2 separate regions of the Homo sapiens genome follow, and region 2 is linked to region 1. Evidence: chromatin loops called from intact Hi-C (ENCODE). Cell type or tissue: mammary epithelial cell. All regions are shown on one strand.

The links. Hi-C counts contacts between places; a loop is a spot of excess contacts. Peaks named below come from ENCODE experiments on the same cell type or tissue, not always from the same donor. Only the 100,000 strongest peaks of a DNase experiment are listed, where the experiment ranks them.
Region 2: it touches region 1 in a loop (10-fold over the local background); 6 of 110 quality-filtered maps call a loop at or near these places.

Annotation. Positions count from the first base shown.
Region 1 is chr3:150,365,869-150,373,868 of GRCh38, forward strand. No RefSeq gene overlaps it. Among named protein-coding and RNA genes, the nearest start is that of TSC22D2, 38 kb to the right of the region's middle. RefSeq lists enhancers at 4,167-5,035, 5,994-6,288. In mammary epithelial cell, CTCF peaks have their summits at 4,439 and 7,132 (motif pointing right); DNase peaks (open chromatin) are centred at 4,393 and 6,123; H3K4me3 peaks cover 1,681 bases; H3K27ac peaks cover 3,322 bases.
Region 2 is chr3:150,283,323-150,291,322 of GRCh38, forward strand. All of the region lies in intron 2 of LINC01214 (long intergenic non-protein coding RNA 1214), which reads right to left. Among named protein-coding and RNA genes, the nearest start is that of LINC01214, 36 kb to the right of the region's middle. In mammary epithelial cell, a CTCF peak has its summit at 3,413 (motif pointing right); a DNase peak (open chromatin) is centred at 3,419.

The sequences.
Region 1 (8,000 bases):
TGCAAAAGGAATCACAATAACTTTATAGTGTAAAACTTTATAGTGTAAAACCTGGGCAAAAAAATTTTGACCAAGTTATCAAAATTAACATTACCAGTAATGAGACATAACAATACCATATGATTTTCAATACAATGGACTGAGAACACATAACATCATTTCTATGGTATTCATGCCAAAAATGCATAACTAAATTTAATCATGAGGAATATTAGATAAACTAAACCCAGGTTGATGAACATTCTACAAAATAACTGGATAGTAGTCTTCATTAGCGTGAAGGTCATGAAAAACAAAGAAGAGTTGAGATATTGATTAAAGGAGACTAACAAGACATGACAACTAAAAGCAAGGTATGATCCTGGACCAGAAAATGTACACTAATCAGACAACAAGGAACATCTGTATAAAGTCAGTTGATTAATTAAAAGCGTATCAATCTTAATGTCCTGATTTTATTTATTTATTTAGAGACAGAGTCTCACTTTGTCACCCAGGGTGGAGTGCAGTGGCCTGATGACGGCTCACAGCAAACTCGATCTCCCAGGCTCAAGTGATCCTCCCACCTCAACCCCCTCCTCCAGTAGCTGAGACTACAGGCACACACCACCATGCTCAACTAACTTTTTAATTTTTTGTAGAGATGGGGTCTTCCTATGTTGCTTGGGCTGATCTCTTAACTCCTGGCCTCAAGTGTTCCTCCCACTTTGGCCTCCTAACGTGCTGAGATTACAGGTGTGAGCCACCGGGCCCAGTCAATGTCTTGATTTTAAAAATTATACTGTGGTTATATAGCATGTTAACATTTGAGGAAGCTGGGTAAAGAGTATATAAGAATTTCTTGCATTATTCCTGAAATTTTTTCATAAATCTGAAATCATTTCAAAGTGAAAACCAAAAAAAATTATTATGTCTGAATATGTAATAATATATAATAAATATGTCTTGGCCGAGTGCAGTGGTTCCTGCCTGTAATCCGAGCACTTTGGGAGACCGAGGCAGGCAGATCACCTGAGGTCAGAGTTCAAGACCAGCCTGGCCAACATGGCAAAACCCATCTCTACTAAAAATGCAAAACTTAGCCAGGCATGGTGGCGCACACCTGTAATCCCAGCTACTTGGGAGGCTGAGGCATGAGAATTGCTGAACCCAGGAGGTGGAGGTTGTAGTGAGATTGCACCACTGCACTGCAGCCTGGATGACAGAGTGAGACTCTGTCTCAAAAAATATATATACATGATCAGTGAAAAATATGAGTGATACAATCACATCAGAAGCTCACTAGTCTCTAACGTGGGTAGCTACTGTAAAGAACTACCGTAGTTTTCTATACGGCCTCCATCTTTCCTTGTCTCTAATTCTACCATGCCCTCCTTGTGATCCAACACCAGCTGTCTGTCTAAAACATATATCTGATTCTGTCAATCTCCTCATTAAAATCTGTCAATGGCTTCTCATATCTTAGGATAAATTGATCTTCCCTAGCAGGGAATCCTCATATGAATCCTTAGCCATAACTACATGGAATTGAACACATTCCCTAAGGCACACCATGGGTCTCCCACCTCTGGGTCTTTGCATATTTTATTCTGTCTTTTTTGCCTGGAAAAGTCCTGATTTTTCTTAGAGACTAATCGCTAATGTCTATTTGTGAAGCTTTTCTGTACCCCTTCTCTCTCCAAATAGAGTGCGTTATTATATATCTGTTGTCTCCTACAGCACTTGTAGGGATTTCCCTCGCAGCGTTTGTTGTACTGTGTTGTAAGTAGGTACTTATACACCTGGGTCTTGTTTTGGTTTGTTTGGTTTTGATTTTTTTTTCCCTGAGTACTGTTAGGTTCTAGAAGGCAAATTCTTAAGCTATATTCATTCCCAGTACCTGGCACAGGAACAGACAAATGGTAGGTCTATTAGTTGTTTGTTGCTATGTTAACAAAATACCCCAAATATTAGCAGCTTAAAGCAACCAACATTAACTGTGTCATACAGTTTCTGAGAGTCAGGAATCTAGGAGCAGCTTTGATGAGTGGGTTCTCAGGGTCTTTCACAAGGCTCAATTCAAGGTGCCAGCCAAGGCTGCATCATCCAAAGACTTGGCTGAGGCTGCTGAATCTGCTTCTAAGCTGGTTTACTCACAGAACTGTTGACAAAAAGCATTGGATTCTCTTTGGCTGTTGGCAGAGGCCCTCAGTTCCACATGGCCCTGTCTATAGGTCACTGAATGTCTTCATGAGATGGCAGCTGGCTTCCTCCAGAGGAAGTGATCCAAGAGAGAACAAGGCAGAAGCCACAGTTTCTCCAATCATCTATCTCAGAAGTGACATACCATCACTCTGCCGTATGCTATTGGACCCACAGAACACCACTGACAAATGTCCAAGGGCACTTACCCAGCATGCATACCAGGAAGGAGGGAGTCATCAGGGGCCATCTTGGAGGCTGACTACCACAGTCGGCACTCATTCAACATCTGAATGAGCGAATGAAGTGATCTCCTCAGGACCACATCCCAAAGCACTTGTCAGTGAAGAACCAAAGTGAACTCATTTATCTTACAGAAGTCTTGGGTATAAAAATCCATCCCGGCCGGGCGCGGTGGCTCACGCCTGTAATCCCAGCACTTTGGGAGGCCGAGGCGGGTGGATCATGAGGTCAGGAGATCGAGACCATCCTGGCTAACAAGGTGAAACCCCGTCTCTACTAAAAATACGAAAAATTAGCCGGGCGCGGTGGTGGGCGCCTGTAGTCCCAGCTACTCGGGAGGCTGAGGCAGGAGAATGGCGTGAACCCGGGAAGCGGAGCTTGCAGTGAGCCGAGATTGCGCCACTGCAGTCCGCAGTCCGGCCTGGGCGACAGAGCGAGACTCCGTCTCAAAAAAAAAAAAAAAAAAAAAAAAATCCATCCCCAGTCACTGATTAGGACCACAAACAGCACATGAGAGAAGTTCCCATACCTTATTTACTGACTCTCTGAATAGAAGGACCTTGCAATTTTTCAGCAATATAAACTCAGAGCAGGGAAGATGGGATGATTCACCCGAGGTCACTGAGAAGATCAGATGACCCAGGAGGTCATCTGATTAGGATCCAGGTCTTAATCAGGAGTAGACTCCCTGCCCATTGAGAGTTATTGGAGTGAATTTTAGAGGAGCACACCTTTTGGGGGCTGTTGAGTTGCTTATAATGCTGAGTCTACTTCTATCTTCATTAAAGGGAGATGCATGGGTCCAGGGAATGGCCAACTCATAGCACATCAATATGTTAAGCTTTTCCCCTTTCTAATTTTAAGATGAGACACATTTCCACTACTTCCTATTCTCTGCTATAAAAGCAAACAAATAACTGACCATCCCGTCATATTTTTATAAAATATTCTATATTACTTAATAGCTATTTACCCTCAAGGAGGATTCATGGCCTCATCCCTTATTCTTGTCTTTTTGTCTCACACTAGTTCCCTGTATGGGCTGTCCTTTCCTTAACTTCTAATATCAACCTCTTGTTGTTCTACCAGTTCTGTTAGTTCCAGCCAAGTCTCTCCTCCTTCAAGAAGATTCCCTGATCATTTGCTTCAGGGGATTTGTTTCCTTATTAGAACAACCCTATTTTACCATTTGTTTCACTCTTAGGACATTTGACTTTTTTTTTTTTCTTTTTTTTGAGACGGAGTTTCCCTCTTGTTGCCCAGGCTGGAGTGCAATGGTGTGATCTCGGCTCACTGCAACCTCTGCCTCTCGGGTTCAAGCGATTCTCCTGCCTCAGTCTCCCAAGTAGCTGAGATTACAGGCATGTGCCACCACACCCAGCTAATTTTACATATTTTTTTTAGTAGAGACAGGGTTTCTCCATGTTGGTCAGGCTGGTCTCGAACTCCTGACCTCAGGTGATCTGCCCACCTTGGCCTCCCAAAGTGCTGGGATTACAAGCATGAGCCACTGCACCTGGCCTTGACTTCACTTTTTAAGTATTTAGGTACATGCTGGATGTGTCATACATATTTTTATTCTCTGTGTCCCCAGGAATAAATGAATACATTTGATTTCCTTTAATAGAATAAGAATTTAAATAAACCACAGAGGCTCTTTATACTTAAAAACTCTGGGGTAAATTTTCTTGCAATATTCAAACTGTTTTTCAGTCTTTGTTTGTTTTGCTTTTTATTGTGATTTCCGATTTTTAAAATTATTATATTTTTGAAGGCAGGATGCCCATACTGTGAAATTAACAGGTTACATATGTGCAGTATTGATACACTTCCCCTTTAACAAAATTTAATTCACTAATCACATGCATTTCTAAAGCCCTTTGAAAATGTGTGTCATGCTTATGGGTGGCCACATTCCAGAGGGCTGAATATGTGCTAGAAAAGGAGAGGAGGCTTGGGGGTGGGGAGAAAACCCTTACAAGGCAAGAGAACTGAGCATGTGCAAGACTCCTTACTAAACGAAGGAGGGCAGAGGAGTGCCGTTTTGGAAATATCAAGGGGAATGAAAAGAGAAAGAGAATTGACGGGAGAGAGAGGAATCTGCCCACACTCAGGGGATCATCCAGAATTCACAGATGAACAGGGTGCACTCAAGGAAGACTGCCCCTCCATCAGAGCACCACCCCTCAGTGACTGCTGACGTGTAAGACACTTCCAGCATCTTTTTACCAGGCCCCACCCTTGGGGATGCCCAGACCAAGATATCACTCTTTGCACTAAGTGACTCCTGAGATACCAGCCCTTTACCTGACTTACATTCTGTCATCCTGCATCAGAATTGTTTCGAATTTTTAGAGGTATTGTGTTATAATGGTGTTCAATGAAGTTGGAAGAATTCTGGCTCTGCTGCTTAGAAACTGGCAAGTTACCTGATTTCTTGGGACCTCCATTCTCTCATCTGTAAATTAGGACTAATAATACCTACAATGCAGGATATTTGTTAGGATTACACATTAGTTGGTACTCAATAAATGGCAGCTATTGAAAAGCAGTGTAGTATGGTGGTTAAAAGCATGGAGTCTGGATCTAGACAGAGGTTGAATCCTTGCTTTGTTACCTACTGTCTGTGTGACTGATTTTCTATGTGTCTCATTTTCCTAATCTATCAAGTGGGGATAATAATGGCACAGTTTCTATCTCGTAGAGTTGATGAAGAGATATGATGGTTATAATTCAGAGTCTGTCAGATAAAAAGCATTTAGTAGATGGAAGTAGCAGTGGTAGTATCAACAGCAGGAGTAGTAATAATTGTTGTTGTTATTATTATTACAAAATATACAGTGCAAGGCAACAGTTAAGACTGTGTGCTGTGGTGCTGAACCACTTGGATTCACATCCTGGTTCTACTCCTTTCCAGTTTTGTGATCTCACAGTCTCCATTCCCTCATCCTTAACCTGGGAATAATAATAGTATTGCCTTCATAGGATTTAATGAATTAATATATGTAAATTACTTCGAACCTGATAATAAACAATAAATAGTAAACAATAAATTTTAGCCAGAACAGTGATGGTAAACAATAAATAGTAAACAATAAAGGTTAGCCATTATATTCCCAAATTTCAATCAGCTATTGCTCCAGGATTTAGGCATTTCTGTGGGTAGTTTTAAAGTTTGATATCTTATACAATTAAATCAAATGTATGTATTATGTGGTGATTAACCTGTATACCAGTTCCCTGGGAAATAAACGGGCTTTCAGCCATAAAAGGTTTTCAGCTGGGTCCCCGCTGACCATCTCTTCAGTTTCTATGTGTATAGCAGATGGTGGACTGCATTTTTTTAAAGTATTGCTTCTAAAGGGAAGACTATAAAGTTCTTAGAAAAATAAAATGCTCTAATTACAAGAGAATGCCATTGTCTCGGCTGTCTCACCCCACATCTTAATGACCGATACTGTGGAATATGACACAAAGGGAAGAGATCTCATAATTAGGCACATTGGAGAATCTCCTCGTGTGCTACAGACTGTGATTTCCAGTGACACACCAAAAGCCAGCCACTATAAATCCCTTTTTACTTTTCTCTCTGGCTGTACTGCAGTAACAGCACAAGTCGTTCGTTCAGATACCGGAAAGGCTTACAGTCCAGGAAACTTTTTTTTCTTGTCTCCAGCCAATAATCTTGTAGCATGGTGATGTCACCCCACAGTTATGCAATATGACTTAACTGTTGGATAGGTGACAGGAATTCCACGGACACCAAGATCACAATGAAATTGCTTAGCTGCTAAATTAGTCATATTGTACATTAGAGATAAGTCACTTTTAAAAAAGCTGTGATTAACTGCCAGTTCAAATAGTACTATTCTTTGGGTAGGGAAGTCAGGACCCCATCACTCATAGTTTAAATGATCCCATCCAGTTATTCCAGCATCTGAGTAATACAAACAAGGTAGTTATCAAACTTCACAATATCACAGGCCACTTGAAAAGGGACCCAGTGTGAAAAGGAAACACTTTCTATCCTCTATATTTAGGAGGAATTTTGTACAAAATTTCCTGATTGTCTTCCAAAATTAGTAATTTTAATCTCTTGATGACTTTCCTAATCGAAATAGGATGAGAGTAGGATCCTGTTCCTCAATGATGACAAGGATTGTTTAGTATTGTTTTCTTTTTCTCACACAAACTGGGCTCTGTCCTACAAGTCAACTACACTGTGAAAGGGGACTTTTTACTGACCACAAGCCATGATGAGGTAGATGTCACTTATTCTACAATATCGATTGTTAGAATAATCCTTAAATCTTCCCATTTTTAACACATGTGTTAGAAAAACTTAGAAAACACTGAAAAGTACAAAAATAAGCAAAGCCCCCACAGTCCCATCCTTCCCAAAACAACCATAACTAAAACTTGGTTGTAATTTCTTCTAGCCTCAACAAAGATTGAATAAATACAACAGCCTAACAAACTTCTTGCCTGGCAGTGTGCTGAGTGCTGGGCATAGAAAGATAAATAAGACTTCATCACTGCCCCTCAGGAAGTACACAGCTTACTGTAATGGGGTATGTAAACACAAAAAAGGCATTTAGCCCAGGCTGCAGAGAACGGAATGTGGGGTGGAGAAGATGCAAGGGATTATCAGAGCAGATTAGAGAAATCCTAGAGTGGGACTATTCAAAGTTTTGTCCACTAGGTGACTGCAGATTTTACAAGCAACCAATAGAAACTGAGAGTCCTCATTTAAAATTTTCAGAGCAATTTGACAGAGTAACTGTAATTCTGTTGAATCTAATAATTTTTAAAATTGGGTTTGTCTTTTATATTTTTTATCTCATTTTTGTTGTATTTATTTTTATTGTATTTTCAAAAATATCAGTCCACAATGGATTGGAGATTTAAAAATATATAAAACTCTATTCTCATGATGAAGAGTTTGAAAACCACTATACTCAGAGATTCAATAGCTTAGCCAAGTGTAGGGTGACCAACCATCCGGTTTGTGCTAAAACTGGGAAAGTTACAAGCAAATCAGGTGAATTGGCCACCTTAAAAGTGTTTATTTCTAAGAAATAATTATCTTCATGAGTGAATAGATGAGATGAAGGGGAAGCAATCATCATCAAAGAAATAATAGAAGAAAAATTCTCTCAACTGAAAAGAGGTCAGTCATTAGGTCAAAAGGGTTCACTAACGGGCAGCCAAGATTAAAAAGAGTGCTGCAGCTAGCTGTACTTTCTAAATTTCAAGGGCCAAGACAAAAATCCTATATGATTACACAAATTGAGATGAACAAAATAATCAGGTGGTGAAACAGTATTTTCATTTCTAGTGAAATGAAATTTCTAACGAAAATGCTACATTTCTTTAACAAAAAAGATGCTTGCTTTCACTTTCTAAATTGAGAGAAAAGAAATAAGGAAGAATCGTCCTTTATATACAAATGTAACAATGAGGGTAATAAAAGGAAAACAGAAAACAATACCAGGGAAGAGTAACATGAGAAGATGCTAATATTAAGAATTAACATAATTTTTTTGATTTGGCTTCAAATTTGGCTCTCAGCTTCC
Region 2 (8,000 bases), 83 kb before region 1:
AAAACTACAATGAGATATCATCTCACCTAAGTTAAAATGGCTTATATCCAAAGATAGGCAATAACAAATGCTGGCAAGGACGTGGAGAAAAGGCAACCCTTGTACACTGTTGGTAGGAATGTAAATTAGTACAATCACCGTGGAGAACAGTTTGGAGTTTCCTCAAAAAACTAAAAATAGAGCTACGATATGATCCAGCAATCCCACTGCTAGGTATATACCCAAAAGAAAGGAGATCAGTATATTGAAAAGATGTCTGCATTTCTACGTTTGTTGCAGCACTGTTTACAATACCTAAAATTTGAAAGCAACCTAAGCATCCATCAACAAATGAATGGATAAAGAAAATGTACATATACACAATGGAGTACTATTCAGCCGTAAAAAAGAATAATATCCTGTCATTTGCAACAACACGGATGGAACTGGAGGTCATTATGTTAAGTGAAATAAGCCAGGCACAGAAAGACAAACTTTTGCCTGTTCTCACTTATCTGTGGGATTTAAAAATAAAAACAATTGAACTCATGGAGATAGTAGAATGATGGTTACCAGAGACTGAAAAGGATAGTTTGGCAGTGGGGGTGAGGGGTAAGTGGGGATGGTTAATGGGTACAAAAATATAATTAGATAGAAGGAATAAAATTTAGTATTTGATAGCATGACAGAGTGACTACTATCAACAATAATTTATTGTACATTTAAAAATAACTAAAAGACTATAATTGGACTGTTTGAAACACAAAGAAGAATAAATGCTTGAGATGATGGATATCCTATTTACCCGGATGTGATTATTATGCATTGTATGTCTATATCAAAATATTTCATGTACACTATAACTATATAGATGTACGATGTACTCACAAAAATTTAAAACAAAACAAACAAATAAACATGAATTCAGTTTATTAGAATTCCCAAACATGAATAGAAGATCTAAGATAACTCTTTTTGCCATCCTGAGGAATTTGGTAAGGTTTTCTGGTAGATTTTCTACATAGAAAAAAATACGCTTTGAAGGAAAACAAGAGCCTTTATGACTTTAATAGAACAACCCTTTCCCAGAGTCTCTCAGAGGCTAACATAATCCTGTACACACAGATTAACCTGTGCCTATATTCCTGAAAAGACTGCAGTAAAGGCAAATTCAGGCCTCATTATAGGGTCATTTTACATTTCAAACTGCAGTTTTCTTTTTCTTTTTTTTTTTTTTGAGATGGAGTTTTGCTCTTGTTGCCCAGACTGGAGTGCAATGGTGCGATCTCGGCTCACCTCAACCTCTGCCTCCCGGGTTCAAGCAATTCTCCTGCCTCAACCTCCCAAGTAGCTGGGATTACAGCACGTGCCACCACGCCTGGCTAATATTGTATTTTTTAGTAGAGATGGGATTTCTCCATGTTGGTCAGGCTTGTCTCGAACTCTTGACCTCAGGTGATTCGCCCGCCTCTGCCTCCCAAAGCACTGGGATTACAGGCATGAGCCACCATGCCTGGCCTGCAGTTTTCTTTATAATCGAAAAGTCCATCTTTACAAACTAGCAGTAAGGCTCAAAAAACAACAACAACAACAACAATACCACACACATACACACCCCAAAATTATTGCTTAACAACAAACATCCTGATATCTACAGTTATTTTTCTTCCCTTTACTTAAAATTCTATTTTCTGACCAGTTGAAGAGTCCTCCTGTCCTAACTTGGTTCATTAAAAATATCAGTTTCTTTCCATGGCCTCCAAAATTTTTTTTTAATTTGAAAAATTTTTACCTCATTTCTGAAAGGACTGTCTCCTGAAAACATTCCCACTTCTGAGTGCTTCCTATTTTAGGAGAACAAAAGTTCCAGCTTTCAGTATCCTTAGAGCACACCACTCTCTGCCTCAGATGGACCCAAATTCTCACAAAAACAAAAGAGAGACATGGGATGAGACAACGAATTCTCACTTGGCCTCACTGCCAGACTTGTATACAATCCTCTCTGATGTCTTCTAGATCTTGGGCAGCTTGAACACTTTCTTTATTGTATATATTTAAGATGTACAGCACAATGTTTTGATATACACACATACAATAAAGTGATTACTATAGTCAAGTAAACTAACATATCTATCCTCTCACATACTTACTTTTGTGTGTGTGGTAAAAGCACCTAAAAATCTCTCTTAGCAAATTTCCAGTTTGTAATATTTTTAGCTGTCTTCCTCACGTTATTCATTAGATCTCTACACCAATTCATCCTATATAACTGCAACTTTGTCCCCTTTAACCTACATCTGCCCATTTCCCCCATCCTCCCACCCCAATCGCCATTATACTCTCCATTTCTATTTATTCAGTGTTTGAAAAGATTTCGTATATAAGTGAGATCATGCAGTATTTTTCTTCCTGTGGTCTGGTTTCCTCAAATGTCTTCAACACAAACTGTATATTTGCTAAATAATGCTTTGTGGTCCTGAGTCAAATATTATTAAAACTTGATATGTTGGGAATTCCAAGCCAAGAGGAGAAATACTTCTAGACCTCTCCACAAGCTGGTATGTCTTCAAATGGAATAAAAAATGTAAGTAAAAACTTATTTGAGGTCTATATGGAATGTATGATTTTCTTTGGAAAATAATCATTCAGACAATTACTTATGAAGAAATCTCTTCAATGCCATCTTTGCTAGTAACTGCTGGGCTATTTTCCATTCCCACCTCCAATATTAACATACCATGACATACAATTCTATAGAGCCAAAAAGATATTCAAAAGACCCCAAATAAAAGAACTTGAAAGTCAAAAGGGGACCAATTCTTACAGAATATTTTGATAATAAATGTAATTCCAGACACACAGACTCTTTAGGGACTTAAAGTCCTAAATCTCTAAGATTATAAATGAGAAAACTGCAACCTGAGATATTATGCCAATTGTCTAAAGTTTTTAGTGGCAAGAACCACTTATTTATTTCAACAAACATTTACTGAACATCTACTCTATAGCTGGCAAAAGAAGACATTTTGGAATAAAGAAATGCAAGACACAGTTCCTGCCCCCACCTCCGGTTGTTTACAGTCCACTGGGGATACCTACCTAGTGAGCAGAGACACAGAGTGATAGGCTCTTTGATAAAGGCAGTCACAAGGTGAGGCCCCAAACTCACAGAGCAAGAAACCAGAACAAACTTTCTGGAAGGGGTTTGTCCTGAGCTGAGTCTTGATGAAGGTGAAGGAGCTGCTTAGGAAAGAAAGAGATCAAGAGAAAAGGGCCTGGCTCTCTAGGTCTTTCCGCATTCACATTAGACTAGTCCGCTCTTAAAATGTTTTGGTTTTGAGTTTGGTTTTGTCCGTGAATTATTTTATCTCTAGGTCAGAACATAGTGTTAAAGGAGTGAAAGCCACACCAGACACCTTAAAATGTCTCACACTAACCACAAGGGGGAGTAGGTTAAAGATGGCTGAATTCAGGTAACTCACTCATCACCATCACTAAAATCCACCAGTAAGTAGCCTAGTGTTGCGGGGCATGGGCCGAACCTCCCTATAAAGGCAGCTTTGCTTACTGAGTTATTCATTTTATCAATCTGTGTACTTTTCAACAATCACTTTAACATGTAGGCAGAAAATAAGAAATATTCAGTAAAAATATGTAAAACAAATTTATTAATTCAAGTATTTATTGAGTTCCTATTATTTGCCATGTAGATATTACAATAATATTCTAATCATATATATAAGCCTTTGTAAAGAGGTTTACGGCTTTAATTTTTTCCTCATTTACTCATTTGTTGCTCTAAGCCTGAATTTGGAGGTGTTCAAAGACTAGAAAGACAGGCATAGACAAGGGTATGTCGATGTATAGAGAATGGGAGAAGGAGGGAGAAGGAATGGTTTGAAAGTATCTTCAGAACAGGCTGCATAAGTGACAAAAGTTTTCAAAAGTGGGGTTTGTGGATACCTTAAATTTGTGTGTAGTGCCACAGTTTGTAGAGTTGGGAAAAAAAAAAAAGAGTTGGAGGATGATGGTCAGAACTCACCATTTATTCATTCATGGTAGATGTGGGTTCTTCCCTTTCCTCTAGGCTCTAAACAATTGGTTATCTTTGGGACCACTGAAAGAAAGATCACATTTCTGATCAAAATTTAGGATACATGGTCTGCCACATATAAGTGTTTTTATAAGGAAAATGGGATAAACATTTAAAAGCAGGATTGTCACTTTTTTGTCCCTTTTCAACGTTAAAGATGTCAAAATAAGAACATCTTGGTGAGTCCTCTGGTGAGATCTCTCTCTCTCTCTCTCTCTCTCTCTTTCTCTCTCTCTCTCTCTTTCTCTTTTCCCCTCTTGGCTCCCAGGACTAAGAAAAGGATAGATCAAAGGGACAGTAAATACAGCCTATGCCTGGAAGACTTAATATCATAGCTGTTTTGTTGGGGATGGAATCTGGAGGTTGCAATAGAGTGAAAGGAAAAATGATCTAGGAGTTAAGACACAGGTAAAATTCTGGCTTTGCTGCTAAATATCTGGATGTGTTGGGCAAGTCATTTAGTCAACCTAGGCCTCAATTTCTCTATCTGTAGGAAATAATGATGGCTGAAATTTGTTAAACATGTATTATGAATCTATCAACAGTTCTTAGAGGCTTATTTGGAGGGGGATGAATAGATCAGTGGTTTTCAAACTTAACTTTATGCAAGGGAATCCTTTCGTAAAATGAAGTCTTGTATGGCTCCCCAATGCATAGCACAGATAAAAGTAGTATACCTCTTTCATAAGTTACTGTGTATGGCATTTCCTCATGAGACATTTGAAGATTATCATGATCTGTGATTTCTACCACATCAAGCCTTGATCTGTAACACATTTGAGTAGTAAGCCTTTTTTAACTTAGTTTTTCAAATAATAAAATAAATGTAATGAAATGCGTGTGGATCCCTAGAACACAGTTTAAAAGCCACTGAATGAGTTTATCTCTGAGGTCTCTTCTGAATCTGATGTTCTCCCCATCTGAGCCTGGCTCAGATGGCAAAAACTCCTGCCAAGAACACATACACACCCGTCACTTTTCTCCCCCATGAAGGAAGATGCCTCTTATATTTCCCAGCAGAAATCAATGCCTAATATTAAAAACATGTCAGTGTGACTAGTTCTAATTCAGTCTCTCCTTCAACAAGTTTTGGGGACAAAGGTATTGCTACATCTGTGACAGTTGTAACTGCTTTGGGATTCTACTTGGACTCACAGTGTGTATATCTGAATATTCCCAGAAGTATCTAGTCAAGCTCAATAAAATTTTGAATGTCAGCAGAACTGAAATCCAGTATATAAGAAACCTGAACTAATATCACATAGTGAATTTCAACAATGCTGCTTGGATGGTAAGAGAGGTTCTCATCACTCTTTACCTGTGTGACCCTGGCCACTTTTCATTTGGGACCTTGTTTCTTGAACTAGAGATCAACATTATTTCCTTTCCAGCTGAAGTATTCTTTGTTCTCTAGTTAGTTAACATCCTTCTGTGATCAGCTGTACTACCTGCATCTCCACCACTTCTCATTTACCAGCTGGGCTGTTTTCACGGACATACATTCGGTACAGATTTTCCACTGTGTAATTCTGGTGATTCTACATATGAATTAAATGTTTTATGTTTGCACTTAAAACTGGAATTGCATGATATGAGATGAATGGTAAAATTTACATTTTAATTTTTAAGCTCAGAACAACATTAAATAGCAAATAAAAGACATAAAATATTTATGTATGAATTTAACAAAATATCTATAAGATCTCATGGGTACAAGAAGAAAACTACAAAACTCTAATGAAAGAAATCAAAGTAGATCACTAATAAATGAAGAGATATTCCATGTTCATGGATAAGAAGACTCAGTGTTGTTAAAATATCAGTTCTTCCCAAGTTGATCTACAGATTCAATGCAATTTCAATAAAGTAGTCCAGAAAGTTACTTTGTGGTGACCAACAAACTGATTCTGAAGTTTACATAGGGAGGCAAAAGACCCAGAATAACCAACAAAATATTGAAGAAGAATAAAGTCAGAGGATTGACACTATACTTCTTCAAGAGTTACTACAAACTGCAGTAAGCAAGACAATGTGGTATTGGTGAAGGAATAGACAAATAGAGCACAGGAACAGAATAGAGAATCTGGAAAAAGACCTACACAGTATTGTCAACTGATCTTTGACAAAGCTAAGTTAATTCACTGGGGAAAGGATAATATTTTCAATAAATGATACTGGAACAATTAATCATCCACATGCAAAAAATGAATATAGAATCTAACCTTATACTACACAAAAATTAACTTAGAATGGATGACAAACCTAAATGTAAAACTATAAAACTTCTAGAAGACAACATTGATGTTGGATTTCATTACAATAAAACATGTCTGCTCTGTGAAAAATTTCATTAAGATGATGAAAAGATAAGGCACAGACTGAGAAAAAATATTTGCAAAGGACATATCTGAGGAAGGACTGTTACCCAGGATATACAAAGAACTCTTAAAACTCAACAACAAAAAACAAACAATCTAATTAGAAAGAGAGCAAAAGATCTGAACAGACACCTCTGCAAAGACGATATACAGCTGGCAAGTAAGCATATGAAAAAATGTTCCACATCATATGCTGTTACAAATTTGCAGATTAAAACAAAAATGAGATACCACCACATACCTATTAGAATGGCTAAAATCAAAATGAGTTAAAAACTTATGCCCACACACAAAAGAACTGCACATGAATGTTTACAGCAAATTTATTCACAGTTGTCAAAAATTGGAAGTAACCAAGATGTCTTTTGGTAGATGAATGAATAAACTGTGGCATATCCATACAATGAAATTTGGCAATAAAAATAAGCTATCAAGCCATAAAAAATCATGGAAGAGAAAGCTTAAATTCATATTGCTAAGTAAAAGAAGCTAGTCTGAAAAAGCTACATATTATGTAATTCCAACTATATGACACCTGAAAAGGCAAAACTATAGAGACAATTAAAAGATCAGTGGTTTCCAGGGATTGGGGGAAATAGTGGGGAAAGGATGCAAAAGCAAAGCACAAGGAATCTTCTTTTTTTTTCAACTTTTTTTTTTTTTTTTGAGTCAGGGTCTCCCTCTGTCACCCAGGCTGCAGTGCAGTGGTGCAATCTTGACTTACTGCAACCTCCACCTCCTGGGCTCAAGTGATCCTCCCAACTCAGCCTCAGTGGTAGCTGGGACTACAGGTGTGCCCACCATGCCCAGCTAAGGTTTTTGTACTTTTTTGTTGAGACGAGGTTTTGCCAGTGTTACCCAGGCTAGTCTCAAATTCCTGGACTCAAGTAATCCACCCTCTCAGCCTCCCAAAGTGGCAGGATTACAAGCGTGAGCCAACACGCCCAGCTCCAACTTTTATTTTAGACTCAGGAGGTACATGTGCAAGTTTGTTACCTGGTTATATTGCATGATGCTGAAGTTGGGTGTACAAATGATCCTGTCACCCAGATACAGAATAGTACCCAACTGTTAGTTTTTCAACCCCTCCTCAACTCTCTAATAGTCCCCAGTGTCTATTGTTGCCACCTTTATGTCCATGAGTTCTCGATGTTTTGCTCTCACTTATAAGTGAGAACATGTGGTATTCGGTTTTCTGTTCCTGCATTAATTTGCTTAGGATGATGGCCTCCAGCTCCATCCATGTTGCTGCAAAGACCACAGTTTTGTTCCTTTCTTTCTTTTTCTTTTTTTTTTTTTTCTTTGGAGACAGAGTCTCACTCTTGTCACCCAGGCTGGAGTGCAATGGCACGATCTCCGCTCACTGAAACCTCTGCCTCCCAGGTTCAAGTGATTTTCCTGCCTCAGCCTCCTGAATCGCTGGGATTACAGGCACCTGCCACCATGCCCAGCTAATTTTTTTTTTTTTTTGTATTTTTAGTTGAGATGGGGTTTCACCACGTTGGCCAGGCAATTTTGTTCTATTTCATGAGTGTGTAGTATTCCATGGT